Regions from separate parts of the Homo sapiens genome. Here regions 1, 2, 3, 4, 6 and 7 are each linked to region 5. The links are chromatin loops, found by intact Hi-C in ENCODE. Cell type or tissue: IMR-90. All regions are shown on one strand. Region 1 has its middle 190 kb from the start of MAT2B. Region 2 has its middle 64 kb from the start of MAT2B. Region 3 overlaps LINC03000 (long intergenic non-protein coding RNA 3000). Region 4 has its middle 210 kb from the start of LINC01938. Region 5 overlaps LINC03000 (long intergenic non-protein coding RNA 3000). Region 6 has its middle 35 kb from the start of LINC01938. Region 7 has its middle 280 kb from the start of LINC03000.

What was found. Peaks named below come from ENCODE experiments on the same cell type or tissue, not always from the same donor. Only the 100,000 strongest peaks of a DNase experiment are listed, where the experiment ranks them.
Region 1: it touches region 5 in a loop (11-fold over the local background); 6 of 110 quality-filtered maps call a loop at or near these places.
Region 2: a loop joins it to region 5, with 11 times the contacts of the local background. A loop is called at or near these places in 10 of 110 quality-filtered maps.
Region 3: it touches region 5 in a loop (7-fold over the local background); 7 of 110 quality-filtered maps call a loop at or near these places.
Region 4: it touches region 5 in a loop (8-fold over the local background); 2 of 110 quality-filtered maps call a loop at or near these places.
Region 6: a loop joins it to region 5, with 7 times the contacts of the local background. A loop is called at or near these places in 3 of 110 quality-filtered maps.
Region 7: it touches region 5 in a loop (4-fold over the local background); 9 of 110 quality-filtered maps call a loop at or near these places.

Annotation. Positions count from the first base shown.
Region 1 is chr5:163,694,887-163,698,886 of GRCh38, forward strand. No RefSeq gene overlaps it. Among named protein-coding and RNA genes, the nearest start is that of MAT2B, 190 kb to the left of the region's middle. RefSeq lists an enhancer at 1,644-1,693. In IMR-90, a CTCF peak has its summit at 1,586; a DNase peak (open chromatin) is centred at 1,625; H3K27ac peaks cover 233 bases.
Region 2 is chr5:163,567,424-163,571,423 of GRCh38, forward strand. No RefSeq gene overlaps it. Among named protein-coding and RNA genes, the nearest start is that of MAT2B, 64 kb to the left of the region's middle. In IMR-90, a CTCF peak has its summit at 2,050; a DNase peak (open chromatin) is centred at 2,048; H3K27ac peaks cover 100 bases.
Region 3 is chr5:164,502,776-164,506,775 of GRCh38, forward strand. All of the region lies in intron 2 of LINC03000 (long intergenic non-protein coding RNA 3000), which reads left to right. All of the region lies in intron 2 of LOC102546299 (a long non-coding RNA gene), which reads left to right. Among named protein-coding and RNA genes, the nearest start is that of LINC02143, 37 kb to the left of the region's middle. In IMR-90, a CTCF peak has its summit at 1,578 (motif pointing left); a DNase peak (open chromatin) is centred at 1,586.
Region 4 is chr5:165,456,094-165,460,093 of GRCh38, forward strand. No RefSeq gene overlaps it. Among named protein-coding and RNA genes, the nearest start is that of LINC01938, 210 kb to the left of the region's middle. In IMR-90, a CTCF peak has its summit at 1,983 (motif pointing left); a DNase peak (open chromatin) is centred at 3,338.
Region 5 is chr5:164,671,788-164,675,787 of GRCh38, forward strand. The region is part of intron 2 of LINC03000 (long intergenic non-protein coding RNA 3000); the gene reads left to right. Among named protein-coding and RNA genes, the nearest start is that of LINC02143, 210 kb to the left of the region's middle. In IMR-90, a CTCF peak has its summit at 1,713 (motif pointing left); no DNase peak of the experiment used is centred here; H3K27ac peaks cover 233 bases.
Region 6 is chr5:165,206,868-165,210,867 of GRCh38, forward strand. No RefSeq gene overlaps it. Among named protein-coding and RNA genes, the nearest start is that of LINC01938, 35 kb to the right of the region's middle. In IMR-90, a CTCF peak has its summit at 2,462 (motif pointing left); no DNase peak of the experiment used is centred here.
Region 7 is chr5:164,011,652-164,015,651 of GRCh38, forward strand. No RefSeq gene overlaps it. Among named protein-coding and RNA genes, the nearest start is that of LINC03000, 280 kb to the right of the region's middle. In IMR-90, a CTCF peak has its summit at 1,615 (motif pointing right); a DNase peak (open chromatin) is centred at 1,630; H3K27ac peaks cover 181 bases.

The sequences.
Region 1 (4,000 bases), 980 kb before region 5:
TTTTTAAGCAAATGAAAACATTTTCTTTAAAAGCAAATAGTATCTCAATATTGCCTCCTGCAGTCCTGTGGCTCTACTGTTTGACCATGGGAGTATATGTTATCTCTCCTTATTTATTATCCCCATTTGAAAAATAAAAGTCTTCCTCTTTGGAGATTGAGTGTCGTGTTTATTTTATGCTTGATGATCCCTTGGTTAAGGATGTATTCATGAGAAATAATCAGTACAAATGACAATATTTATGTTAAGCTCTTTTTTTCTATGAAATTATTCTTTAGAAATTTTGCTGCCTCTAATCTTTCCAATCTGCCATAAGATTATCCGTGAAATTGCTACAAGATTTGCCAGTGGTCTCACGGGATAGGGGCTGCAGCATGAAAATTACACTACAGTATTTTGAAAAAGTACATCAGAATTAATTCATTGTTGTTTTTCTTCTGATCTGTAAGCAGTTTAAATTCATACTGGCCTCTGCTGTGTGTGGGAGAGATCCATAGATAATTTGTGCCTTTAATGACAGAGGTTCTCACAATTCTCTACATGAATGTCATGACAGGGAAGACAAAAATCCCTTTTTGCCACTTAGAAATGCAGGACAAAGCAGCTGACAAATGTCATCTGGAATTTTATGTCATACAAACACATATTCCCTGTGTCAGCAAGGGTACGCCTATATGATTTTAGCCGTTTCCTTCTAATTTCTCTAGAAATAATGGGTTAGTTCACACAAGACAGTGTGGAGATTATTGATATAATCACAAATTGAAATGGGACCCTGAGCTCTCTGTTCACAGAAAAACTCGCCTGGCTTTCTCTGTATTTGAAGTGATTAACGATGGTGCAGCATTGTGGGAAAATGGTATGTCTATAATTATATGAAGCCACAGGAGGGAGAAACCCTTTCTGAACCTGGTCTTTGAAGACACCCAAGTTATTTGAGTCTAAGCCATTAGGGGGAAAAACAGGAAGAAAAAAGCAAGAAAACTATAAAAAAAATCAGAATATGTAGTTGTGACACTGGTCTAGGGAGAGACTGTGTGAGACAGAAACAAAACGGTTGGGGACATGAAAAGGTAACAGACAGCAGGAGATATTGGTTTAGCAGTTAAACAGGAGACTGTGCAAAGCCAGAGCCCTCATCCCGTTAGCTGACTGGCATCTCCCTGTCATCCCTATCACTCCACCCTCCTTTCTAACCTGTAATATGGAGACAATATTTCTCACCATCTTTTGTGGGACACAGTGACACAGACAGACTGCTAAAAATAGAAAAGACGATGTCAATATTATAAATAATGACGTAGAATAGGCTGGTCTTCACTGCAACCTCTCTCTCTCTTTCTGTCTCTCATATTTGTTAACGTACAGGCCTTCTTAAAATGTAGAAAGACTTAGGACTTATGTGCATTTCAGAATCACCTGTAAGGTGCAAGCGGCGTCTGGGACACTGTTTTCTCCCCAGCAGTTTTGGTGCCCTGCTCGAAGGAGATGGACTGTATTCTCCGGCTGCCCAGGGGCAGAGTTGGGGCTGGCCAGAGGATGTGAATACAAACCGGCAGCTTATTTCCATTCCTGACCACTTGGTGACACTCTAGCTTTAGAAACTGCTCAGCTACAACAAAACCCTGGCATACAGCTTCCTTCTAGGTTGGCTTCTGTGGTTTCAAAGACAGTCATTGTTTTGAAGAAGGTCATTTGGAGAGTTCGGTGGCTGATGTGATTAGAATGTGTACAGCGAATCGCATTCCAGGTGCTTTGTGTGCTAACACTTAGGTGTTATTACCAGCATTAATTATCCAAGGGACATGTAACAAACACAGGTGGGCCCTTGTTGGTTCATTTAAAAGGCAAGGCTCTGCAGAATGCAAACCTCCAGGTAGCCACGCTGGCCTTTAATTTGGAGTTTAATTTAGGGGTAGCTGGAGCACACCAGACCTCGTCTATTCATAGATTGGATGTCATAAAAAGAAAATTATTTCAATATTAGTTCCTCTCCAACATATGCTGCACACACACACTTACCCCTAGAGTAAAAACAGTCGGCAAGAACTTGAAAATGTTGTTAAATATACTTCCTTGCATGTGATAGTTTAGGTTTTTTTCCTACCCTCATCCTCTTTACTTGCATAACTTTTTATTCATTAGTAAAAATGACATTTTTCTTCACAGAAAGAACCATCTATCAAATGAGTTAACTACCCCCAGGTTGCAAAACACATCACCCAAAATGACACATCTTCATCTTCATCTTGTTCTCTACCTCCCTTTTTCTTCTGGGACCAAAAGGGATTCGAGGAAGAAATTTGTACACTTTTTTTTTTACAGCATCAAGATGACTTTCTAAAACGGAGGAGATTTCAGTATTTAGCTGAAGGTCCTTGTGTTCTGTTTTAATGGGAGCCTAGGAGGGGGGGTTTGCCCACTTTTAAAGATGCTAGTGAGAGCCGTGCTTTTCTGACTCATTAATTTGGAAAGGCAAGAGGAGGCTGCCATTAAGAAATGTCTTTGCAATTAATTGCATGTAAAACCAAGTTTTTTTCTGACACATTTATAGAAATTGCTTTACCTTATTTATGCTGATATGCTTCTGCTGGCCTTAGCGTGAGTGGAACTGGCCCTAGGCAAAATCGAGATGCTGGCAAAATCTGTTTCTAAGCCGCTTCTGATTTTGTTGCTCACCTTTCCCTTCTCTGAATCCAGAACTTCTTTTTTATTTCCCCTTAAACCGTATTAGTTTTGAGTTCAATTGCCTCTGGCATTCCACTTATGAACGGTGGACTGTCCTTGGGCTTGGGGGTCAGCAAGCTCTGGTAGGACCCTGACTCTGCCATTTTCTTGCTGTGTAAGTTTAGGGAAATGATTTAATTTTCCCATTTTGAATAATCAGTGAAACACGGTAGGTGAAGCTTGGTGTCTGGCTTCAGAAGAGTGGAACACACAAAGTGCTTGTTAAAAATGAAATTTTCTAAATCTTATTGTAGAAAACTGGCTCAGAATTTTAAGGAAAGACTCAGGAATCTGCACTTTTAAAAGTGCTCTAAGAAATTCTCAACACTTACCTAAGTCTGTGAACTCCTGGCTTAAGAAATAAATCTTCCAAGGGGTAACTGTCTTTGTAAAAGGATCAGGAAAAACAGCATCACCGAAAGGAGGGGATGAGTAATGGGGGAGGGGGGTTACTTAGATATCATGGTTTTTTTTTGTAGGGAAGAGATTTGTGGGCAAAACAGGGTGTGATTTGATCAATTTGTGGTCCTGAATCCCATCTAGACAGGAGAAGTTGGGCATTTGATTCAGTATATTGTTTAGGCAAAGTACACAGTACCTCCTTTCTAAAGTGGAGATGCTAAATCCATTGATTTTATTCCTTCGATGTCATTTTTTCCAACTTTTTAAAAGTTGTTTTCTGTATTAGATCATTCCTCCCACCTTTGCTGATTAGTAGAGGCTTTTGCTGGACTGTAAGCTCCACGAGGGTGGATACCGTGATTTTGTGCTCCTTTGGGATTTCAGGTTCTAGCACAGCACAAGCATGTGTGGTAGGTATCTGGTCAATGAATACCTGAGGTGGGTAGAAAAATTTTCTTAACCTCTAACACGTACTGATCAATCTTCCCTTTTCTTCGTTCCGTTCACCTTTGTGTATACTTAAGGCCTGAACAGATTGAGATTCAGTGAGCAATAGAACTGTTTCAGGGGAGGTTGATGCTCTGGATGAAGCTGGGTTGCATGTATTGAAAATCAGGGATGGCTGGATTTATGGAAGGCAGATTTTGAGGGAAATTAATTCAGTATTGGCTTGTGCCTGGCCATCTTTCTAGTTCAGATCATCTAGGAGATTAAAGATCCACTAACCCAATACCAGTCTGATTTGCAGAGCATGTTGACCATTTGGAAAATTGAGCGATGGAGCAAGTTACTCCCTGCCGGGCTTTGATGTTGACCCAGACATTTAGTGCCTAGTGAGAAGATTTTAAGGAGTAACAATAGTGAGGATTGT
Region 2 (4,000 bases), 1.1 Mb before region 5:
CTGAATCTTCACCTCTTCTCAACCATAATTCCTGGCTAATCCTTGTGCCTTTTCATGCCTTTTTCTCAGGCCATCCGCACTTTCTGTGATACTCTTCTTTTTTTCTGCAAAAGTTGGTGTGGTTCTCTGCCCCTGCATTTCTCTAAACTATTTGTTTCTAGAGTGTGCCCCGTGGGGTTCAGTGGTCAAATAAGCTTGGAGAATGATTGTTTTTTTCAAATGGAGTTTTATGCTAATGTGCATTATAAGTTCCTCAAAAGATGCGATTGCATGCAGGGTTTCTCAAACAATTTAAACCTAGGAATTTAAAACTCACTCTTCCTCCCTCCCTCTTCTATTCTTTCTTCCTCCCTTCCTCATTCTCTTCCTTCCTCCTCCCATCCTTTTTTGTTTTCTTTTAAAATATTTCATGGGGCTACAATGCCATACTATGTGTTTTGGAGGATACAGCTCTCTTATAGTTATGGTGACTGAATTCCTAAGTAATGAGCCCAAGGCCAGACTTGAGGACTAATTCTATTCCTAGACAGGGTATGATGAGGGCATCAATTAGCCCTGATGATACTCTGCTGAGAATTCATTTTTTGCATCTAGAACTATGCTCTTTCCGGCTTGCCTAGTAACCAAAATCCTGTCTTATAAGGCATTCCAGTAAGTGCATTCCCACTTTGGGCTCCTGCACATTTTCTAATTCCTTTGGCCTGATTTGTCATTCCAAGGTCTGGCATCCTACCCAGACCCCAAACTGGACTCTGTATTGCTAGTTTCTCTTCATGGCATGGCTTACATTGCTACCTGTGTTCTCTCAATCTGCCTTTCCTGGTGGCCTGTCTCAGTATCCCAATCTTCATTATTGGCTCTATGCCTTTCTGACCCATCCTAGCTCTTTGTCAAGTATTTGGTCTGGTTTGGTTGTTGAAGACTTTAGGCTTTTGGGCCAAACAGTTCCAATTCCAGTTCCACGATCTGATAATTGTACACTCTGGAGTAAGTTACTTCACTTTGGACCTCAGCTTTCTCATCTATTAATAGAGGTAACTCCCTCATACAGTCCTTGTTGGGATTAAATGATAAACTGCAGGTGATATGCTGCTAATATCACGTGGCACAGAACAAGAGGGCAATAACTATCAGTCGTTATATTACCTAAGTCTCAAAGGCTTCTTCGATCAGTTTAGCCCACACTGAGCCCTCTGGTCTCTAAATATTTTGTGCTCGGTGTCTCATACTTAGCACTCAATGCTGTATGTGACTTAGTTACACTGTCCCAAGCTAGATTTGGAGTTATTTTTTTTTTTCAAAATTATGGATAATTTCATACATACTCATTAGTAGAGAGAATAGTAGCATGGATCCTCCTGCAGTTGTCATTGAATTGAGATTTTTGGGATAGCTCTTTTTTACCTTGCTCTACTGTTAAATGTATTATTGGTCCATACACAGGTGACAGGGAATTTGCCCTGACTGAGCAAGAGCTACCCACTGTGTGTGAGGCTTCATATAAAGAAGTACCTGCTCAGCCTCTCTTGGAATATGGGACCACCACAAAGTCTCTGTTTTTTTCTAAAGAATGGGGAGATGGAAGAATGGCACCCTCTCATATGGTTCCTGGAGAATCCACTTCACTTTCCAAAACTTTATTCTCCTGTCTCCTCTTGTCAGTTATTCAAGGCTTGAATTGTGTTCAATTCATTTTGTATCCTCAGCCCCTAACAGAACTTGGTGCAAAAAAATCTTTGAATGATTGTCTTTCCATTTTTGCTAAAGTTTTATTAGAACTGTTTTCTAGTATCAGAATTGAATCCCAGTTCTAGACCTAGAGCCTTAAGGCTGCAGACCTAAAGAAGACAGATCTCAGAGCTAAATCTCTCTCTTCTCTCTCTCTTTTTTGTACTGGATGATTGACATCTGAGGACACAGCATATTGACTTCTTTTAAGATGTTGAAACAAATAAAAACTATGTGCAGGAGGAAACATGATCCTACATTTATTTATGAGGCATCAGACAATGTCTCAGGAAACAGATGTTTTGTGCTGTAATTCCTCTTGATGGCACTGGAGCCTTAAATATCATCGCAAGTCCAGCCTTTCACATTCTAAATCCTATTATCTAGGTTAGCTCATCTGTATTCAAAAGATCAATGTTGCATTATTACAAAGATCCTTTCAAGTGTAAAAAGGATGGCACTTCATTACAGAAAGTAAAAGAAACTAATCAAACTTTCTTGGTGAAATCATTGACTTTTTAAAGTAAAGGGCAAATTTAAGAATTTGAAAGTCCGAGATGCGAGAGAACCCAGTGGTTTAGGCTCACCCTGGCATGTGCCTGGTTGTAGCATGTGGGTCTTGGGTAACCCAAAGAAGAAAGATTTCTTAAAAAGAGTATCAATGCTCCCAGCTGTTCTCATTTCTTCTGTCACCGCTTGGTTGTGTATCTTGGAAAAAAAATATACTTCTGGTGGGAAGACTCAAGGAGAGAATCTGTGCTGTGTGGTATACTGGCAATATTTGTACTGACCTGGTTAATATAAATTGTTAAGAAAACATTGGTAAATATTATTTATTCATAGTGTTAACTATTCTTTCAATAGGCAGTCCTTGTTTCTTTTCATTGCAGTTGGCATTCTCTGGGTTGTGTATTCACATACAGGATGTTTACTGGGGAGTACTTTTGGGATTGGCACCAGTGGAAGGGAGGGGAAGAAAACAGGATGCAGTAGAGGGAGAAGTGGAGTATGGTGCATGCCCAAGGATATATACACAAGGACGAGGAACTCTGGAGCTGGAATGGCCTTTCGAAACTCTCTTCCCTGAGGAGCAGACAGCCTGCCCAACAGTCATTGTGTTGTAAGTGGACCACCTTGGAGAAGGAGTTTGACTTTACCAAGGCATTGCTCTTTAGCTGGGGCAATCCCCAAAGAAAGATGGTAGCTAAGGACTATTTGCTAGCAGCACTCCTAGCAGCCTGGGTAAAATTCCTTTTATTTCTCAAAGAAGAATCTGGGAAGCACGTCACAGTCTCTACCACTCTTAATATCTTAAAAGAAAATGCTCATTGATCAGCTTCAGTGTAATAGGACTGTGGTAGGTACTGGGGCTTATCGTGGTGAATAAGAAACAGTCCTTGCCTTCAAGGTATTTATCATCAGCCTCTTCTTGCTAAGATTTGTTGATTATTACGATATTCCAGGCACAGTTCCAAAGAGTCTACTTGTATGAACTGTTGTAACGCACTAAGCCATATGAGATACTTAGAGCTCTTATCCTCATTTTATAGATGGAGAAACTGAGGCACATGGGGGAGAAATTTGGGGAAGGCTCTTTTCAGAGTCCTGATAGCCTGCTTCTATATTGCTTCCCAAATGTTGCCATTTCTGTAAGATCAAAACCATTCTTTGTATTCTGGTCACTTGTATCTGAGTTAACTATAAAATTTGCTTACTGACATATATTTAGCGTGGCTATTATGGTAAAGCTGCCCTGTCCAATAATAGTAGCCGCTAGTCACATAAATCCATAGAGCATTGAAAATGCAAACCGTCCAACTTGAGGTGCGTTCTTAAGTGTAAAACACACACAGGATTTCAAAGACGTACTGTGGAAAACAAAATGTACAACAGCTCATCATTTTTTTTTTTACATTGATTGCATGTTGAAACAATAATATTTTGGATATATTGAGTTAAATAAAAGTCTATTTTAAAAATTAATTTTAGCCTGTTTTCATGTTTTAATGTTGCCACTTGGAAATTTAAAATTACATACATGGCTTGCATTTGTGGCTTGCATTTTATTTCTATCAGACAACAGTGCTTTAGAGTACCTGAGATTTTTCCAAATGGGATGTATTTTGCTCTTAAATGCAGAGAAAGTCCTTATTTACTTTGGTATTGGGATCAGGTTCTTTTGATATGCTTCATTTAATTTGTATTTATTAATAAGGATTCTATTCATCGGATAGCCACTATGTGCTGGTTGTTTAGTGATTGTTGAAAACTA
Region 3 (4,000 bases), 170 kb before region 5:
TAGAGCCTCAGAATATGACCTTTTTTTGGAAATAAGGTCTCTGCAGATGTCGTTAGTTAAGGATTGAGATGATATCATCATGGATTTCAGGTGGGCCTTAAAACCAGTGATTGGTGTCTATATAAAAAGAGGAGAAGGACATCGTGACATAGAAAAGAGGGTGATGTGACGATGGGGTCAGAGATTGGAGCAGTGCACCTAAAAGCCAATGAATGACAAGGATCACCAGCTACCAATACAAGCTAGAGAGTAGCAAGGAAGGATTCCTCCCTAGAGCGTTTGGCAGAACATGGTTCTGCTGACTACAACTTGGTTTTGGACCTCTAACCCACAAACTACGAGAAAATAAATGTCTGTTATTTCAAGCCACTCAGTTTGTTAGTAATGGGTTACGGCAGCCCTCGCAAACTAATACAGTGTCCTGAATTATAATAAATCATTTCAGTTTAGAGGGAGTTTGCTTGACAGATGCCTTTTAGATACAATTGTCCTGTGGGCTGTCACCCCTGCTACCATTTCCAAAGGATACTGGGAGTCCACTCATGAATAATGTCTTAGTAGCTTTAAAAGAAGATGGGCAGGTTTCTTGGTGTCCAAGTAATTTTAAATAATGATGGATCTAGGAGATATAAGTTCAGTTCACTGTGCCTACACCTAGTCATCTATTTTAAGTAAGAACCTAAATAGGAATAAAATACATAGTTGACCAGGTGCTGTGGCTCATGCCTGTAATCCCAGAACTTTGGTTGGCCAAGGCCGGTGGATCACTTGAGGTCAGGAATTCAAGACCAGCCTGGCCAATGTGATGAAACCCTGTCTCTACTAAAAATACAACAATTAGCTGGGTATAGTGGCAGGCGCCTGTAATCCCAGCTACTCGGGAGGCTGATACAGGGGAATCACTTGAACCCGGGAGGTGGAAGTTGCAGTGAGCCGAGATTGGGCACTCCAGCCTGGGCAACAGAGCAAGACTCCATCTCAAAAACAAAAAAAAAAACCACATAGTTATTTTCAGGAGGCAGCCTAAACAGCTAAGAAATTAGTTGCTTATGGGAGGTAGGAGGACACGTTATTATGGAAGAGTTGATGTGTACACATTCACCTACTCTGCCACTTGTCAGTTACATCTTTGCCAACTGAAACTGTTTAAAAAAATGCTTGTATCAACAATTAAATAAACCACCTCTGATATTTAGAAAACTTTCCTTAGCTTCCTACTTGACACTTTGCACATTTTCTCCCACAAAGCAAGTTTCTCCTCTTAATTAACCAAAGGCAAGAATGATTTCTTTCAAAACTCAAACCTATACATTTAGAAAGAAAAACACCAACCCGAGGGTAAATTCATTCACATCGGTGTGTAAAACAGACCACTTCTGTTCAAAGCCCAGGAAGTGCTGATCACGCTCCTGGCCTCAATAGAAGATACAGATCATTAAAGCTCAACCCAGTGTCTGTAGCTAGGTTGTTTATTACAAAAGTAAGAATCACTAACATGTCCTCTTTGCTAGAACCATAAATCTGAAACTTCTCTTTATTAAAACTGAGATTTGACAACTGCAATACCATAGCTCCCCCTGCTGTTCTGATGCATATTGTCAGCTGCCTTTGGCAAAATCATTTTATGCCTTTCCCTTCCATTCGGCCCTCCTCTGAGCTGTTTCTGATATCTAAGTTTCCGTTTGCTTCTTAATTCTTCATCTCACCTCCCTGTGCTATTTAGCAACCCAATGGCAATTTGGAAATCGATTTTTTATGATCCTCATGTTAATATCATCTTTCACAGGCAGTGTTGGAATGATTCTACTTTTATTTAAGATCATTTCAACTGCTCTGCTAGAGCAGCTTGGAGCCTCGGAAATGGAGTTTCTACTTGCATGGACCCCTCATACATACCTCCCTGCACACACATACAGTAGTTTAAACAAACTGGAAACAAAAGAAACGTACATAACAGCCAAAAATGTTGCTAAGAACTTTATAAAGCAACGACAGAGCAGCATCAAAGCATCTGCAAATGCTTTCTCTTTCCAAATTAATACTCTATCAGTATAAAGGAGGCCACTCACCACTGGCTATATTTTCATTTTTATAAAGTATTTTTATGACTGTTTAGGGAAAGCCTGTATACAGCCATTCCCTCCATTTTGTGTGTGTAGTTTTCTTGCTCTGAGCCAACATTCCATCACCTTGGCCAAAGTAACATATATATATATATATATATACACACACACACATATATATGTATAATTTATAAACGTATTTAATTTTTATATGTATTTAATTTATATATTTAAGGTATGGCTTGACATACATTTTGGAAGATGCCTGGAGTATAAGTTATGGGTGACTGCAGAATCCTGATCTGGTAGGCTCTAGATCCTGAAGGCATTTTTCCTAAGTTAAAATTATGCATATATGCAAGATAAGGAACATGTATGTACCCCTTGTCTGGGATAGATGGCAGGCTAAGGGACCAATTTTAAGAAGACCAAGTGGACCTGCCATCTGGTATTTGTAATCATCAACTTCCATGTATGCCTCACCACTGGACTAGAAGCTACTTGAAGACAAACATTGTAAATTGTTCTCCAGCTCTTTCAGCATCAGTACAGAAAGCATTTTATGGATCTTGTGTGGCTGAGAGAATTAATGCATGAATGAACACTGCAGACCCTTAAAATCCTGTTAGGCAATATCGTTCCTTTCTAGACTCATCTTGCAGGCTCTATTCAAAAATGAAGCCAAAGGAAATTAGGATTTCAATCATTAGCTTTCCATGGCATATTTAGTTTGCTTTGTGTACATTTTCTCAAGCAATAGGCATTGTGTATGCCTTTGCTTTTGTAAAATATCCTACAGAGTTATTGGGAGAGATATAAGAAATATGTTACCAGATTCAAAAAGCACATAAGATAACCTGGAAGGCAAAACCAAACCACAAAGGAAACCATATATAAAACATTTAATTTCCAAACTGTACTTTACAAATAAGCATTTTGCAATTTTGATTAATCAATATTTATCAGCCAGTCTTTGTGGCTTGTTTCCTTTGAGCAAAGCACAATGCTGATGCAGTTTTTAGGAACTGCATACCTAGACGGATGAAATAGTAAACCCTGGGGCTGCTGCTATCAAAGGGCTTGTAAAACAGCATTTTCTGGATAGCCCATCATCTAATATGGTGCAATATGCGAGGTCTGCTTTCAGCTAGAACCAAATGTAAAAATTATGATTTTTATCAAAGAGCAAGCATGCCAAAGCCCTCTCCTGCTGCTGCAGCACCGGGCAAATGCAGGCCATGAGACCAAAAGCCAATGACCAAGGAAGGTTAAGGAAACACAGAAGAGAGCAAAAGCAAAAGCTATGAGACAGAGCGAAATCACATTGACAGATAGTTAAAGCCTGGAGCCCTCTTGTGTGATAATACCTGGAGCACACTGAAGGAACCTGTGCAGTTGTTACAGCATGGCTTTAATATGTACTTTGCAATCATTGCAGATGATGAATGCATATTCTGCTGTTATTTTTTTCTTTGTCAAATTGTGTGTCAAATATAGGATGATAGTAAAAAAAAAATTAAATGCCATATACCCCCATGCTTTTTTATTATCATCCCTAGGTAGAACTGCTGAGAACAACTTCATACATTTAATTTCAAGTCATTTAAAAAATAAGCTTAGAAACATAGAATCATTATGTAATCATTTCTCTTGCTCCCTCTGTGTGCATACATGTGTAGACATGGTTTTTTAAACATAAAAGAGAATTTATGACATTGATATTAACATCCATAGAATTAAGTCACCATTCTTACAGAGGGATAAAAGACAAAAATACTGATTATGAGAGACACAAAGAAGAACTAGCAGACCCTAAGTTATAGAAGATAGCAAAGAGGGAGCATCTGGGCAAAAATTGAGATAATTTCTTTACTGTGAATGTGATTAGGAAATACACAAATTCCTTAGTGAATAAGACTTTAAAATGCATGTCAGAT
Region 4 (4,000 bases), 780 kb after region 5:
CCTAAAACCTCCCTACTTTCCCTCAGAATTCATATGAATCCCTCCAACCTCCTCCCCCTTATACCACACCATGATAGAGTAGGCTCTCACATACACCTGCTTTCGAGGGCCTAACATTACAATCCTAGACTTGTATAACTTTAGAAACCTGCCAGAAAATGAATGTAAAAGCCAGAGAACTATCAGGCTTGGCTGTTTAGGGTAACTCGATATTGTGAGCCTTTCAAAAGAGGCCAGTGGTAAAGAGTGGCAATGGTGGGCTTCAGAGTTGTTCAGGCCATGATTTCATTTATTTTTATTTTTTTAACTTTGATTTTAGGTTCGGGGTACACATGCAGGTTTGTTACATAGGTAAATTGCATGTCAGGGGGGTTTGGTGTACAAATTATTTTGTCACTCTGGTAATAAGCATAGTACCCAATAGGTAGTTTTTCAGTCCCCTCCCACCCTTCACCCTCAGGTAGGCCCCAGTGTCTGTTGTTCCTTTCTTTGGGTCCATGTGTTCTCACTGTTTAGCTTCCAAATATAAGGGAGAACATGTGGTATTTGGTTTTCTGTAATAACCAGTTAGCAACATGATGACAGGATCAAAACCACACAGGCCATGATTTTGGACACATAACCATATAACCTCTCTTCTCCTGTCCTCTCATCTGTAAAAATAAAGATTGTCATAATTAATTTTAGTATTTAAGGAAATAGTTTGATATTGCAGGGATAGAGAAGACTACAGTCAACATTGATGATGATGATTATTATATAGATAGTTTGAAAAAAGTTACAGAAATCTTGACTGTCTTTTTTCCTCCCAACCCATGTCTTCCCTCCTTGAACTTGGTTCCATATAACCATTTTCTTGGCCTCAGCTTACACATCTTTTCATCAAGAAGTTCTACGCAGGCCTTTCACGCTGTCTCTCAATTCCTGGATGCACTGTACATTTCATTTCATTGAACATGCTACATTAAAATTATTTATTTACTATCCGAATCCTTCTCTAGACTTTAAGTTCCATGAGGGCAGGGACTTTGGCAGTTTTTGTTATTGTTGTTGCTTTCTTGCTATATCCCTCATCATGCAAGCACACTATGCAAATTTTGTTAAATTTAAAAACGAATACAGGCATAAATAGATGTGCTGAGGCATAAATGGATGTATGTCTGAATGAGTGGACAGTGAATGAATAAATGGTTACACGATTGGAAACATGAGTGAATGGATAGGCAATCAACTTAGCACAGAGACTTAGAAATGATTGCAATGTCAGTTACAATGATATGAAGTGGAGAATATATTTTTGGATTGGCCTTTGAAATCCTTTAAACCATACCAAATGGCATTCTTTCATATGATTCTGACCCTGACTGCTTCAGTGAGAGAAAATTCAACCAAGTTGGCAATATAGTGAATTTTACTTGGCATGTGGCAAACAGAGTCTAGGGAATAAATAATATGTCACACTAGGCCTGCATTTTCCTCTCAATACCTTAGGAAAACACTTTTATAAACACAGTTCTACCTCTACCTGCTACTTTCACTTAGCATAAAGGTTAAAATATGAGATGTTTCACTTCATATATTGCACATTTCATTATTCTACATTATAAACTCAGTGAATTCTTTGGAGGTGATTTATTATGCAATTTAATTTGATATTGAAAATCCTCCCAAAAACAATCTACAAACTTGCAAAGAATTTTAAGTAATACATCTTGTTTAATGTGTGTGCTGATTTACCCAGACCATTGAAATAAAGTTTGTTTCATTTACCCAGACCATTGAAATAAAGGCATTTGATTGTTAGAAAAACTGTAAATAGTCCACAGTGTTTGGTATATTTCCGGATATTAAAACTTATTAAAACTATTGTTCAGCATGACTTGACACCACTGAGATTTGACAATGGGCCATATCTACATCAGAATAGCTCTGTGGATACAAGAGCAAAGGGAAATGTTATCCACCACAGCTGTTGTGCTGACCCCTACTGGCTAAGTTTAAGAAGAGTGAAAGAACAACTTTTTTCCTAAAGTGGACCTTTCCTGGATTAATTACTCACATCCAATCTTCATTACGTTTCATCTGTCATTCATCAGTAATAATTCCCTGTACAACACGGTTGAATGCATGTGAGCTTGTCAGCCTCATTTTGTATAATTAATGATGATTGGACATACGAATTTTAACAATTTTGAGACGTGTCTACTGACTGAGAATAATTTTTCTAACCTGCTCTGTTTCTATTGAAACAATGTCTTATGTTTCTCTCAAGAGAAGCTTCAAAATTATGTATATATCCAGCAGGCACATGTAAGTATATGTGTCTGAGAGTCATATGTCCTGCAGATATAAAGCACTAAACCTGAAAATACACAAAAAGAAAAACCCTTTCTCAACCAAAGTACAACAGGACAGATTTTATATTATTTATTTTTAAAAGTAAGCCATGTTCAAATTAAATGTCAAGCATAATTTTGTATTTGAAATTTGAAATTTGTGATTATCCTTAGAGAAAAATCATAGAACACATGTCTTCTTGCCAAATTTGTATTTGCATAATAGTGAACTATGAGGTTATAGATCACTTTGTGGCAGAGTGCCAACCCATAAACTGCTTGGTAAAGCTACTAAAAACTTCAATCTGAAATGAATTTATTTCAGTTAGGAGTTTGAATCCTCTATAGAAAATAAAATGCACTGGAGTCTCTTAGTTCTTAAAAAAGAAAAGACGGAGAGAAAATACGAAATTCTGTGTATTTCCACATTTCTTCCTTTAACTGCTACAGACATAAATGCAAAATGAATGTTGACATATTTGTTTAGCATCCCTGAACAGATTAAACTGCTTTAGAAGTTCTTCTGTAATCAGGCTTGAAAAATAGAAACTAACATTCACATCCTTGGATAGATTAAATTGTTTCCAAAGTTTCTCATTAATCAGACACGAAAAATTGTTTGTAAACGTAGAAGTAGGTCCTTTGAAAAGTACTCAAAATTTTTCTTGCGACAAAATTTTTGCAATTTCACTATATAATGCTATTTTTGTCGTATACGTATTAGAAATATGTATACCTGTATCACTTGTCTGTGTCCTTTATTGGCGAGTTGCTAAATAGCAAAAGATTTTGATCCATTGTGGAGTACAGTGTGTGTATAAAAAGAACACTGGGTCTGAATTGTGAAGCTGACTGCCAATTACTTATGATGTGTCTTTGGGCAAAGAAAATAGAAAGAAAATATAATTTTTTTAAAGTTTGGACTTCTTTCCAAGTGAATTCCAAGTACTTGAGTGTTCTTCTTCATAATAAGTCTGTAAGTTTAACAGTGCAGCACACATTTTAGGAATGAGGAAACTAAATCCTGGAGATATTAATGGACTTGTGTGATTCAGTATAGCTAGTAAGTAGTGCAGTTAACATTATATATTAGAACTATCTCACACCAAACTTCCTGTCCCTCTTAGGCTATGATGTCTTTCTTATCCTGCTTTTCTCCTTTGTTAAAAGAAGGAATTGGGCTATATTATCATTATTTTTATATTTTCTATAGCTCTCGTGTACATGGGTCTGTGTTTGGGGATTTTTGTTTGTTTGTTTGGGTTTTTTTTTTTTCTTTTCTTTGACAAGGTCTTGCTCTGTTGCCTAGGCTGGAGTGCAGTGGCGCAATCATGGCTCACTACAGCCTGGAACTCCTGGGCTCAAGTGATCTTTTGCCTCAGTATTCTGAATAGCTGGGACTGCATGCTCATGCCATCATACCTGGCTAGTTTTTTCTTTTTCATTTTTCTTATGTAGAAACAGTCTCACTATGTTGACAAGGCTGGCTTTGAACTCCTGGCCTCAAGCAATCCTGCCATCTTGGCCTCCCAAAATGCTGGAATTACAGGCATGAGCCACCACGCTGAGCCTATGATTCGATTCAGTCTCCCGTTTCCAAATAAAGGCATATTACCTGAGTATTATATAATACACAGAATTCATTGTGTCACTTTCACTTCATC
Region 5 (4,000 bases):
TAGATGCATGCATGCATATCTTTGTCAAAGCCCTACCCGAGATTCTATTGTGGTTTAATTGGTCTGTGGTGGGGCTTGTGCAACAGTATTTTTCTTCAGTGTTTTTTAAACCCTCTACCCTGCCCTGGGATTTCACATACTACTAGGTTTGAAAATCTCCTGTATATAAATTACAGAAACTGAATGGAATGAAGTGTTTAGATGTATTGAATTGCTCTCTGGATTGAGAATCAAAGGAATTGGGTGCTAATTCTGAACTTTGTGAAAACAATTTGCCTTTCTATATTTTTTCCTTCTCATTTGGAAAATAAAATAGTTTTATTAGGACAGACTCTAAAGATCCTTGTAGTTCTGAAATAAAAATGTCATTATTCTAAATACTAAAGCCATGTAACATTTCTCCTTCCTCATGCTATTTAAATCAACATTTGTACATAGACTTAGTATGACAGATTCCTCCCTGAAGGAGTATTAGATTAATGGATGGTTGGAGATAGTTTATAAATCCCATCCCCAAAGTAAAGCTTTATCAGATATCCTGAAAGAGATCTGGGTACATTAGGGAAAATAACATTTCCATTCCAGATTCAATACTGATCCATCAAATCTGTTTGCCTGCTGTCAGCAGAAGTTAATGCCAGATGCTTGAGAGGCAGGCCGGAACAATCCTGAATGCCACCAGTTAACTGTGTGAAACTCGACTGTGGGGAACAATTCTCTCTGGTTCCTCCAGATACTGTTGAGACATTATGAACTATTAGCTTTAATTACACTTTCAGTGGCGTAGCTATGAGCGCAAGGATCAGCTACACTCAAATCCAAGTTGTAAAAACCCAGTCACACAGTTAGTTTCTGTGCTTGAGTCACAGATAAATGTTCCAGTGTGTTCTAAATAATCCCAAGAAATTATTCTGGAACCTGCGCCAGCTTACTTCCTGCTTCTGGAACGGCAGTGCTTTAATGAATTTCAACTTTTATAAAATGTAGATTTTGATGTTTTGGTTAGGGAACACATCTAAGTAACTTCAGGTTCAGAGTGACGGAGGATGAATGCGTGAGACATCTATATGTTCTCTTTTAACATAGGTTTTAAAAAATGTTATTTGCAATTTAATCATGAGGCAGGACAGCATTTTAGCTGAAATGATGGCAGTAGAAGCTATAGTCACTGCCAAGGGTGCTTGTTTTGGCTCCTCTAAGGTAGAAACTAGCTCACGGCTTGAACAGGCAGCTTCATGAGCGATGGAGGACCAAACACTCTAAGGCCTAAATCAAATAAAGATCTAGTTAAGTGCCTAATGGACCTCTCAAGCAGATGCAGACAGTTTCAATATGCTAACTATTGTATAAGATTATTAGGTTGAGAGTGCAACATAAAATCTTATTAAGACATAGCACAAGATATGGAAAATGGACAAAGGCAAAAGAAAGGCTTTTCCAAATGTTTCTGGACTAAACTTCAGTTCAGGCATTCAGCATATGTATATACTGAATGACTTTTTTCAAAAAATATTTTCAAAGATAACTTAGATTGAAATTGAATAAACGGTTCCATTTTTTTCAGACTCTTAGATTAGACATCTTACTTTATTTGATTCACAGAAAACAAATTTTTTAAATTTACAGTGTCCATCAGTTCAATCTGGTCTTATGGAAAAATGAACAGCTATTATCTTTTAAAGGTTTCCACCTAGTGGTAAAGTTATTATGAGCAGGAGATAGGACCTCAATGATTAAAGCAGATACAAACACTAACATTAGGCAAGTACTTCAACTTTAGTCTTTTGTGAAGTTGAGAACTAGGCTTTAAGTACATTCATGATGCTGATAGTAGCAATCTACTTAAACTTTTGTGGGAATAAGGTCACTTTTCTCCTTTTGCTTTACTTACATTGCTGCCTTAATTGCTGTTAGAGATGTCTTAACTCTATAAAATTATAAGCAGTAGTTTGTACGCTTTTTGTAGGCTTCAGAGAAAGATGCAGCATAAAGTAGCAATTTTCTTTAAGATTAAAAATAAAAACTGGTTTATGTAGAGTCATCAGATTATTCATAGTGAATAAAGAACATAACCTGCAAGGGAGTGAGGAGGTATAAACCCTCGCCATTAACAAACCATACACATTTGCTCAACCATCTTTTTAGGTCTCAATTTCATGCTCTGTATAATGAGGGAGTTGTAATTAAATCTGGGGTGACACATTGGTTGCCATGGGCTAATATGAGTTTTTGATGTTCACTGCTTAATCTGTACATATTAGAGGAGAGGAAGAATGTGGAAGTGTAAGGGAGGGAGAAAGAGGAGGAAGAGGCAGATAAAGAGCATTTCAAGCTTCTATGTAGAGCAGTCATTCTACAGAAGGCCCCAGTCACCATGAGTCCCTTTCCATGCTAGCTGTTTTACTCAGCTACTCATCTGGTCTTTGATGGCATGTGAGGTTGTGTCTCCAAGTCTGGATGATTTCTAGAGTGACATCTAGATTAAGCCTATTTCACAGTTATCCAGGTATCTTGTGAAATCAAATTAATGGGTAATATTTATTGAGTTATTATGTACCAGACAATGCACATTATCAAAGTTCATCCTTACAACCACTCTAAACATCTATCATTTTCCTTTCACCAATGAATGAAGAAACCACAGTTTGTGGAAGTTAAATAAGTTGCCTGAAGTCACATAGTCAGAAATTGGCAGAACAGGGATTCTAGTCTAGTACAATCCAGAACTCAAGTACCTAATCTGCCCAGAGGTCTGTTTCACATTCCCAAACTAGAGAATTGGCATTTATATTCTATAGTTGACTGGTCACTCTCTACCTAGCTTCTCAATATATCTTAATTTTGAAGATGCAAGGAAACAAAAAAGAGGTCGTCTTTTGCTTTGTAATGCTGTTACATCTCAGTGCTTCCTAGTGTGATTTATGCAACCAAAACATATTTAGATGAAGGTAAGCACAAAGAAAAAGGCAGAGAATTGACGTAAGTTTTTTCTCCTTGATTGTGTTACAACTTCAGTATTGACTTGTGCAACAAAATGTTCGAAAGCATTCAGAATAGAATTTGAAATTTCTCTAAAACAAATGCAGCATTGGGGTGGCACATCATTGTGAATCTGGTCCTGTGACTGTAAGGATGACATTATAGTTTACTACTTGACCAAAGAGTTCCATTAGTAATATGATGGGATATGAAAAATGTGGGCTTTAAATGTTTACATTATTTAAGACTAACTCATCTTCTAAATATACATTTAAACATTTTTGGGGACATTATGAGGGAGAAAAGGTAGAGAATAATTAATCTGGATGCTTCCAAAGTACAGTTGCCTGTAAGAATCACAAATCTAATGATTAAAATGTCAGAGCATAGAAACTTGCATGTAACGTGAAGTAGTTCAACAAGATACATTGTACTTTAATTGTACTCAATGTGTGTGATTCAGATGGATCAATTGTAAAAAGTAGGGCAACATACTGATTAAAAAGTTCATTGTTTTTTCAATAACATTTTACTATGTTGTTTTCATGAGAAATTGCTAAAACTTGCCTTGAAATGCTGATGGAATTCTAAGCATATTCAGGCATCAAAACTCATTGTGCATTTGAAATTTCTCCATGGTCTGTTCTGAATAAACTGGCCACTGGGGTTAATAGTCATCAAGCCAGGACTTTCTGACCTATTGGAAATTTAGATCGTAGCTTATTTTGTACTGCAGCATCCTGTGCTGGTCCTCTAAGGACTCAGCACAAACTGTAGAAAGCAATTATGAGCTTGGAAAGAGATGAAGCCAGAGAGAGCAAGATTCGCTTCTTAAAACTTTTCTTTTTCTCCTTCTTAATATTAATGTTTCCCTCCACAATGAGTTAACAGAATGAGGTAGAGAAAAGTTCCCCCTACTTTGCAAAGTTGAACCTTTTTCTTTCCTTGCTTAGGTGATAGCACTGACACTTCACACAGAGGGCTAATTTACATTTAATGCCTTGGAAATTAATTATAGAGA
Region 6 (4,000 bases), 540 kb after region 5:
ACATCCTAGAATTCTGCCACTCAACTTTTGTTTGGCCTTGTTAGGTGGCTTATTCGAAATGCAGAATCTCAGGCCAAAATTCAATCCTACCAGATCAGAATGTGTATGTTAATAGAGCTCTAGGTGATTTGGATGCACTCTCAGGCTTAGAAATTACTGTTTAAATAACGTCAATTTGCATCTCTGAGATAGGGTGTGGGGTTCTATATTCCTACACATCATTTGGCAAATTGGGGTTCTTTGCTGCTCAACCTTCTCCAACATACAGATTTACAAAACGGACCTAAAGCTTATTTTTAAGTGTGTGTATGCTTGAGCACTTCATTGGTCTTAAGTCTGTTTAATGAGATTCAAAATTGCAATAAAAGAGCAAACCAATGACAATGAATGAATGTGAAATGTAAAAATGACTGCACGAAAGGAAAATTGATAATAATGACAAATGAAGAGGGAAAACATAACTCAGAGCTCACGTGCAATAGAAAGAAAATCCCACGTGAAAGGTTGAGAAAAAGAATATCCTGCTAACGTTAGGCGTAAGTCAGAAGCTCAGAGACTTCCTTTCAAGTTATCTGTCTATGGATGTTCTTACAACTTTCCCCTTTTTCCTTCAAAAACAAATTGACTATATTCCAGTTACCTGCTACTACATAACAAAACACACTAAAATTTAGCAGCTTAAAATAACAACTTATTATCTCTCATGGTTCTGTAAATTGGGTGAGATCATTTGGGTGGTTCTAGCTTGGGTTTTGTTTTTTCAGTCAAATGGAGTTTGGGTTGAGTATATTTCACTGGTCCCTATGTCTAAGGTAGTTCATCGGGTGACTGGCAATTGGTGCTGGTTGTCTTTTTTTTGTGTGTGTGAGATGGAGTCTCACTCTGTCACCCAGGCTGAAGTGCAGTGGCATGATCTCTGCTCACTGCAACCCCTGCCTCCCAGGTTCAAGCGATTCTCCTGCCTCAGCCTCCCGAGTAGCTGGGAATACCGGCATTTACCACCATGCCCAGCTATTTTTTTTGTATTTTTAGTAGACACAGAGTTTCGCCATGTTGGCCAGGCTGGTCTCGAACTCCTGACCTCAGGTGATCCTCCTGCCTCAGCCTCCCAAAGTGCTGGGATTATAGGCATGAGCCACCATGCCTGGCCTGGTGCTGGTTGTCTTCTGGTTGTGTGTTGATTGGAATGACTACAGATGTTTTCTCCATGTCCTTAGCTTCTCATTGCAGAGAAGGAGGAAGAAGGAGAGAAAAGGGAAGGGAAGAGACAGCTGGGGAGGGGTCAGGGGGAAGGAGAATGAATTGGAGGGAGAGAGCAGAGAGAGGACAGAGGAAGAGAGAAAGAGATACTTATAAAGAACACTAGAGAAACTTGAGCAGAATTTCCACAGGTAGAACAGAATATATAATCACTACAAATTAGATGCTGTTTTTCACCCCTCCCTAAATATAGATTTCATTTGCATCATCATCTCGTCTGCTAAATGTCATTTTTAAAATGTGAATTTTTAAATGTCAGCTAACAAGGAAGTTTGATACTCAGTCGCTGCTGTTATTCGAACTCCACCAGTCTATTATTAAGGACTTTTTAGCAGCTGATTGCTGATATTTCCAATTAAGACTTGGTTTGTGTAAGTCAATTTAATGTGACATATTTTTTTTTTAAATGTGGTTTACAATTTGCGGGATAGTTTGGTTGCAGTATATCCCTTTCTTGGCCAAAATGCATTAAGCAGATTTGCACAAAGAAATATAATTGCAGTATAATTGCTGAAACTTCCACTGAGACACAAATTATATGCTCTTAAAGATGACTGCTCAGGGGTTTTATAGAAAAAATTCTGCTTTGAATGGAAAGAGATACGAAAAACCTAAACAAACTAGAAAACTTCTAAAGTCTCTGTAACTCAGTGATCTTATCATTCTAGTGTCCATTTGACATCTAACTTGAGTAAGTCATAGTGGACTTTCTTCTCAACTCAAGCCCCTTAGATGCTTTCTAAAAGACGCTCAGCTGATTGCTCTTTCCATTGTCACTATCAAATTATCTATTCTGTGAACAATCTGATTCTCTAATTAATGTCGTAGCACATGTGCATTAATCTGTCTGGTCCTCCAGTTCTCTAATGAGAGACAAACTCACTACAAGATCTTCCTTAAGAAATAACAAACTGACTGACTCAGCATGACACCCTCACCTAATTAATAAAATGGTGACAATTTTAAAATCCCTGTGCTGTGATTTTTCCTTAACAAAAACTGTTTTGCAGATGTGCAAAGGGACACAAGAAAGAATGTAAATTTAGCAGTTCATAACCTTTGACTAAACAAACCAGAGATTAGATGGAATCAATACTGCCAGAAAGAATTTCCCCCAGTCTGGTAAATCTGGAAATGCAAGAAAATAAATCTATCAGAAAAAAAAAATGGTCTGTTTATAGCGACATCTAGTGGTGTTTGTTTTCCTGCTTGCCCATTCCTAAATGAATTCCCCAGGAAGATAGCAAATACAAAAAACTTACTATTTTGTTATTTTTATCAATACAAACACATAACCTATGTAACATGTTATTGGAGTAACAGGAATAAATATTTCAGAAAACCACATGAATTAGCATGAACTGATGATTTGCAGAAGCTATTTTTGAAAAGTGTTGTGGGTGAATGGATTATGACTCTCATGATGACCACAAGAATAGTAATGCCTGTCCTCATACAGAAATAGGTGTATTTCTTGGTGTTGAAACACATGACCATAGATTTTTTTTTTCAGATGAAGCAGGAGATTCATGGTAGAAATAACTTTGTGAAAAATGAATAATCTCATGGCAGATTTATCTTAAACTAAGATAACTAAAATGACTACATTCTCAAAAGGCTATCTTAAAGAATACTGACAACCTCTGTTATCTGATAGTTTACCCTGGAAGAGTTTGTATCACTATGCTAAAAATGTGTGTGTGTGTGTGTGTGTGTGTGTGTGTGTGTGCAGGGAAGTGAGGGGTGGGGTGAGCACAACATGATTATAAAATTTGTCCTGACACTTAGAGTAGACTTTTTGATTAAACACATTTTCTAAAATGGTGGTGATTATAAAAGAATACAATTTTGAAATAAAATCAATGACAGGACTTTAAAAAAGCAAGCAACAGTTTTTAAAAGTCATAGGTTTGTTACAATCCAGGGGATTGTAAAACTGTTAGGTAATATTCTCTCTGGCTATTTCAGAAGAGAATAAATTTTGACAAGGAGCACTTTTTTTTTTCCAGAGGAAGGTTTTTGCCTTTCACCTGTTCTGACACTCAAAGTTCTTCTAGGAGAGGCCACAGAGAAATCTATTCTCTGCGTTGCTCTTATATCTTCTGGATCACTTTAGGACAGATCCCATTCATTATGGACAGATGCCTTCACTGAATTTATGCAACTAATATTTATGGCCACTCATGCTCCGATAGCAATGAATGAGTCTGAACCAGTACGAGATATTAATTATTGCAAACCGTATCTTCACTTTTCTACTGAAAAGAAGTCTTACCTTGTATCACTTGATTTCTGTCTCCAGCACAGCCCCTAGGACTGTCTTTCTGCAGGTGACATCAGTATTATAGGACATTAACGTCTCAGAGGGTCCTTGAAGTGTATGTCTGTCCACTTGTAACCCTGCACTTCAAGGCACATAGAAACTGCTTTGACCTTTTAGGCCATCTCTTCTCTTTAGAGAAGATGAGTTCTTTAGAGAAGGATGAGTCCCTTCCAGCCTGACACAGTAAGCATTACTTTAAAAGCTCGTCATTCTACTTTATTCTCCCGAGTGATAACCATTTTGCCTGCAAGTGTCATAGGTGAATATTTTGAAGACCAAATGTGACTATAATACTGCCAAGTTCTACTCTGAGCATTTTGGAAAATACTTTCTCCCTCAAATACATAATAAAGTTAAATAACTTGACTTTTTCAGGCAGTCAAATTTATCATTGAGGCATAAATTAGTTATACAGTG
Region 7 (4,000 bases), 660 kb before region 5:
ATGCTCATTAATCCTCATAATGATATTATGGGTTTGTGCTATTGGTGTTCCATTTAACAGGCTGGGGAATTGAAGCTCATAGATGTTAAGTAATTTACACAAATTCACATGGATCATTTCTGGCTGTACTAGGATTCATTCACAGGTCCGCTGATCTAAAATTTTGCCCATGTACGCTTCACATCTTCTTGCCTCTCATTGAACTACTTCATACAATCTCATCACTGTAAGAATAAATTACAATTATTTAAAAAATACTAAAATAACCCATGAAACTTCTTATAATTGAACTTCCTACCTACTGACTCAATGAAGAAACCTGAAGTTAATTGAATATTCTTCTCAGATTCACTAGCACTGTATTTTTGGCTTTTGCATAAAATATTTGCTGTGTGCCTCTGTTCAGCCTGCTAGTTTCTCTTTAAAGGCCAGAGTCTTTTTTCAATCAATCATATTTATCAGCAAAACACAGTTCATCTCACCAAAATAACCAGAGGACAAAGGTTGAGTTAAAAAGTTCTGGGCAAAAGCCCTTTGACCATAAATTAACAGCAGATTGGAAATTTGATTTTTTTCAAAAGTCATTAATCATAGCAATCCCTAGTAAACAGTAATAAATATTTGTGTGTAACTTCTTTATACATTAAAAATTATCAGATCAACCTAGCACCAACTCATTCTGTTTGCTGGAATTTTTTTAAAGAATATCAACGTGTTTTTTTTTTTTAAATATATTCTGTGAACATTTTGATTGATTGGAAGTTAAAAGGAAGAGCAGGCTTTTTGCTTTCCTTGGGCTTAAGTCCTGTGAGGATGTCTCCAGAACTTCAAATAAGTCCCTCCAAGGGAGAGAAAAACCCAGCACTTAGCAACATGCAGCCTTAGTGCCTGGGGACTCCCTGTCACCTCACGTTGGAAAAGTGGCTGATGAACTATGCAGATCACGAAGATTGGGTAATAAAATCCCACCACCATCAGACCAGGAAAATCTATTACTCACCTCTTCTATTAATAGAGTTAGAACTTCGATTTCACAGTGCAAAAAGCTCAGATTTATTTTGCTTACTTGAATCTCAAAGCTTGAGTGGTCTCCGATTTGGGAAATGTAAATTCTGCTTCCCTTTAAACTAAATAATACTTCTATTTATAACACTTGTCATAGCCTCTACACTCTTTTTTTGCATATAAAATGCTGCAATATATATACCTACTCTAATGTTTCTAGTAGGGGACGTTTAGCACAGTGATTTATTAGAAAATAGGAAAGAAAGAACCACGCTCACCTCTGGGGCAAGGAGGTGGGTGGGGAAACTTGCCCATTCTACCCCTTTATATATAAGAAGTGAAAAATCTGTCCTGTTCATTTGTAAATTCACTTGGAACCTTTCTTCTTGTTGAGCTGTTTGATAACAGAAACGTGCTGAGATTTTTGTTTCAAGACAATTCCCATTTCTCAGAACTCCCCCTACTTTTTCTGTAACTATCATTCAGGAAAACGGGAATAGCAGCTTAAACAGTTAATAGTCAATTCCAGCTCCCATTTTTATGAGTGAAAGACAGTTTCTCTCTTAAGATGGTAACAGTTAAATGCAAAACTAATCTAACCAGCCATTGGGTGGCACTGTTGCTCCACTGAATTCTTGGTTAAAGAGCATTTCTCTTATACTAAAAAAGGGAGGCGAAGCGAAACCCTGATTGTGCCTTAAGGAAAGTAGCATTGTTTAAATGGGAAAACTGACTTTCCCCTGTTTCTTTGATTCTTTCTATCTAGTAAACATTCTTTGACCCAGAAATGACAACTACTTGTCATTGTCCGTATTCGAATGGAAATATTAATTGTTTGATGGGTGCTACCTGGAGTCTTGTGTTGAGAAGGATTCTGAGGCCGCATCCAAGACAATGGAGAGAATGTTATGGATTGATTAGCAATATTGGCTGTGGGTATGGAATATTGGAGTGGTGACATGCTTGTCATTCTTGCTTGAGAGTACATTTTGAACTCCTTGTGCTGATGGCCTTGGTATAAATTCTGCACTTTCACTGGGGCTAGAATGGAGAATATGTGGTTAGAACAGAAAGAAAAATGTTAGAGTAAGTTAAGCGATATGTTAGACTCAGGATATTAAAGCATATTGTTCATCCCTGATAATGTGAACATGACCTGAATTATAAGTGCCCTCTTTTCTTACCTACTTGATCTAAGCCAGAGTTTTAAGATTATGAGAAAATGATGTCATTACCACAAGAAGGATAATCATTTTGGATTGGCTGTCCACAGAAGGTGAAGGTCAAAACAAATTGTTTTCATCACAACATCAGAAACCTGGAAGCCCAACTATATATTCAGCACAGAGTTAATGATGCCATGCTTATTTGATTTCAAATCTATTATGGTTTTTAAATTTACCATGAAAGAGCTATGACTGCCATGTATGTATGATTTTGCGAGTATATTAAGCTTTCTCCAGCTCTCTAAAAACCTTACAATATTCCTTGACACTGGGGCGTTTATTGAACGTGCTATGCAAAAGAGTTTTCTGTGATAATAAAAGCCTTCCATATTTGTGCTGCCCAATAAGATAATCACTAGCCATTTGTGGTTACTGAGCACTTCAAATGTGGCCAGTGTGATTGAGGAACTGGATTTTACGTTTTTATGTAATTTAAATTTATTTACATTTAAATGTAAATAGCCAAATGTGTCCACTAGCTTCTTTATTGAACAGTAAAGTTCTAGCCACTTCAGAAATTATGAACTCTGGGATTTGGAGGCTGCACAGTCTATCAAACCACATGACCTTCACACAGGCACAATTATATCCAATAGAATAGTTAAGGCTTATTGAGCATTCACTATGTGTACTGCATTGTTCTTAACATTTTACTTATTTAATCTTCCCAACAACTTATGTAGAAATACCCTTGTCCCCATTTTACAGATGAGAAAATTTATAACAAAGTGATATCTGCTAAAATGTAGATAGATGCCCAACTGGGATACATTGGTCCTGTGTGCTGGCTGAGGTTTGGTTTCTCTTTCAACTAATACTGTCTAAATGTGTATTCATTGTTTGTTTAGGAAGGAATTTGAGCTCATGGATGGAAAGGCAGAGAAAGATGGCCCTGGCCGTCTCAGGTCCTCTCTGCAAAACAAGAATCCTCTTTAGAAGGTAGTGTCATGGCCATTTTGTTCCTGGGAGATGCCTCTTGAGAGTCTCATCTTCCTCCGTCTTCTCTAAATAGCTTACCCAAGTGTTCCCTCAACGAAACAGACTTCCGTCTTTGGAGGTTTTCCAGCAAATACAATTTTCTCCAACTTACTACATTTACAGTGTTGTTCTAACATCTTTTACAGATAACGCCCTGGGTAACCGCCTGTACCTGGCTCTGAGGGGGCACACAGTTAAGGTTTTGTGGTGGCCAGAGGACAGCAAAGTTTTACAATGGCAGAAAATCAGTGAAGGTCTGCTGAAGATAGAATAATGTTACTCCCAACACCTACCCCGGAACACATGAATATATTACCTTACATGGCAAAAGAAACTTTTCAGATGTGACAAACGGGTCCTGAGGTGGGAAGAATACCGTGGATTATTGGGGTAGGTCTCACATAATCACGAAACACCTTATAAAAGGCAGACATAAAATCAGAGAGGAGAAAGCAATGTGATAATAGTGGGGAGAGAGAGGGAGAGAGAAAGGAGAAGATGCTATAATGCTATACTGCTGGCTTTTAACAGGGAAGGAGCCAAGAGACAAGGATTGTATATGGTTTCAAGAAGATGGAGAAGGCAAGGAAACAGATTCTCCCCAAGAAACTGCAGAAGGAATGCAGCCCTGCCAGACCCATTTTTGAACTTCTTACCTCCAGAGTTGTAAGATAATAAGCTAGTATTAACGTAATTTGTTGCAGCAGCAATAAGAAGTCAATACACATTCTTCGAAAGAGAGACTTTTGAGCCAATTCACAGGATTGAAGAGCATTGTGAGATAAAGTCTT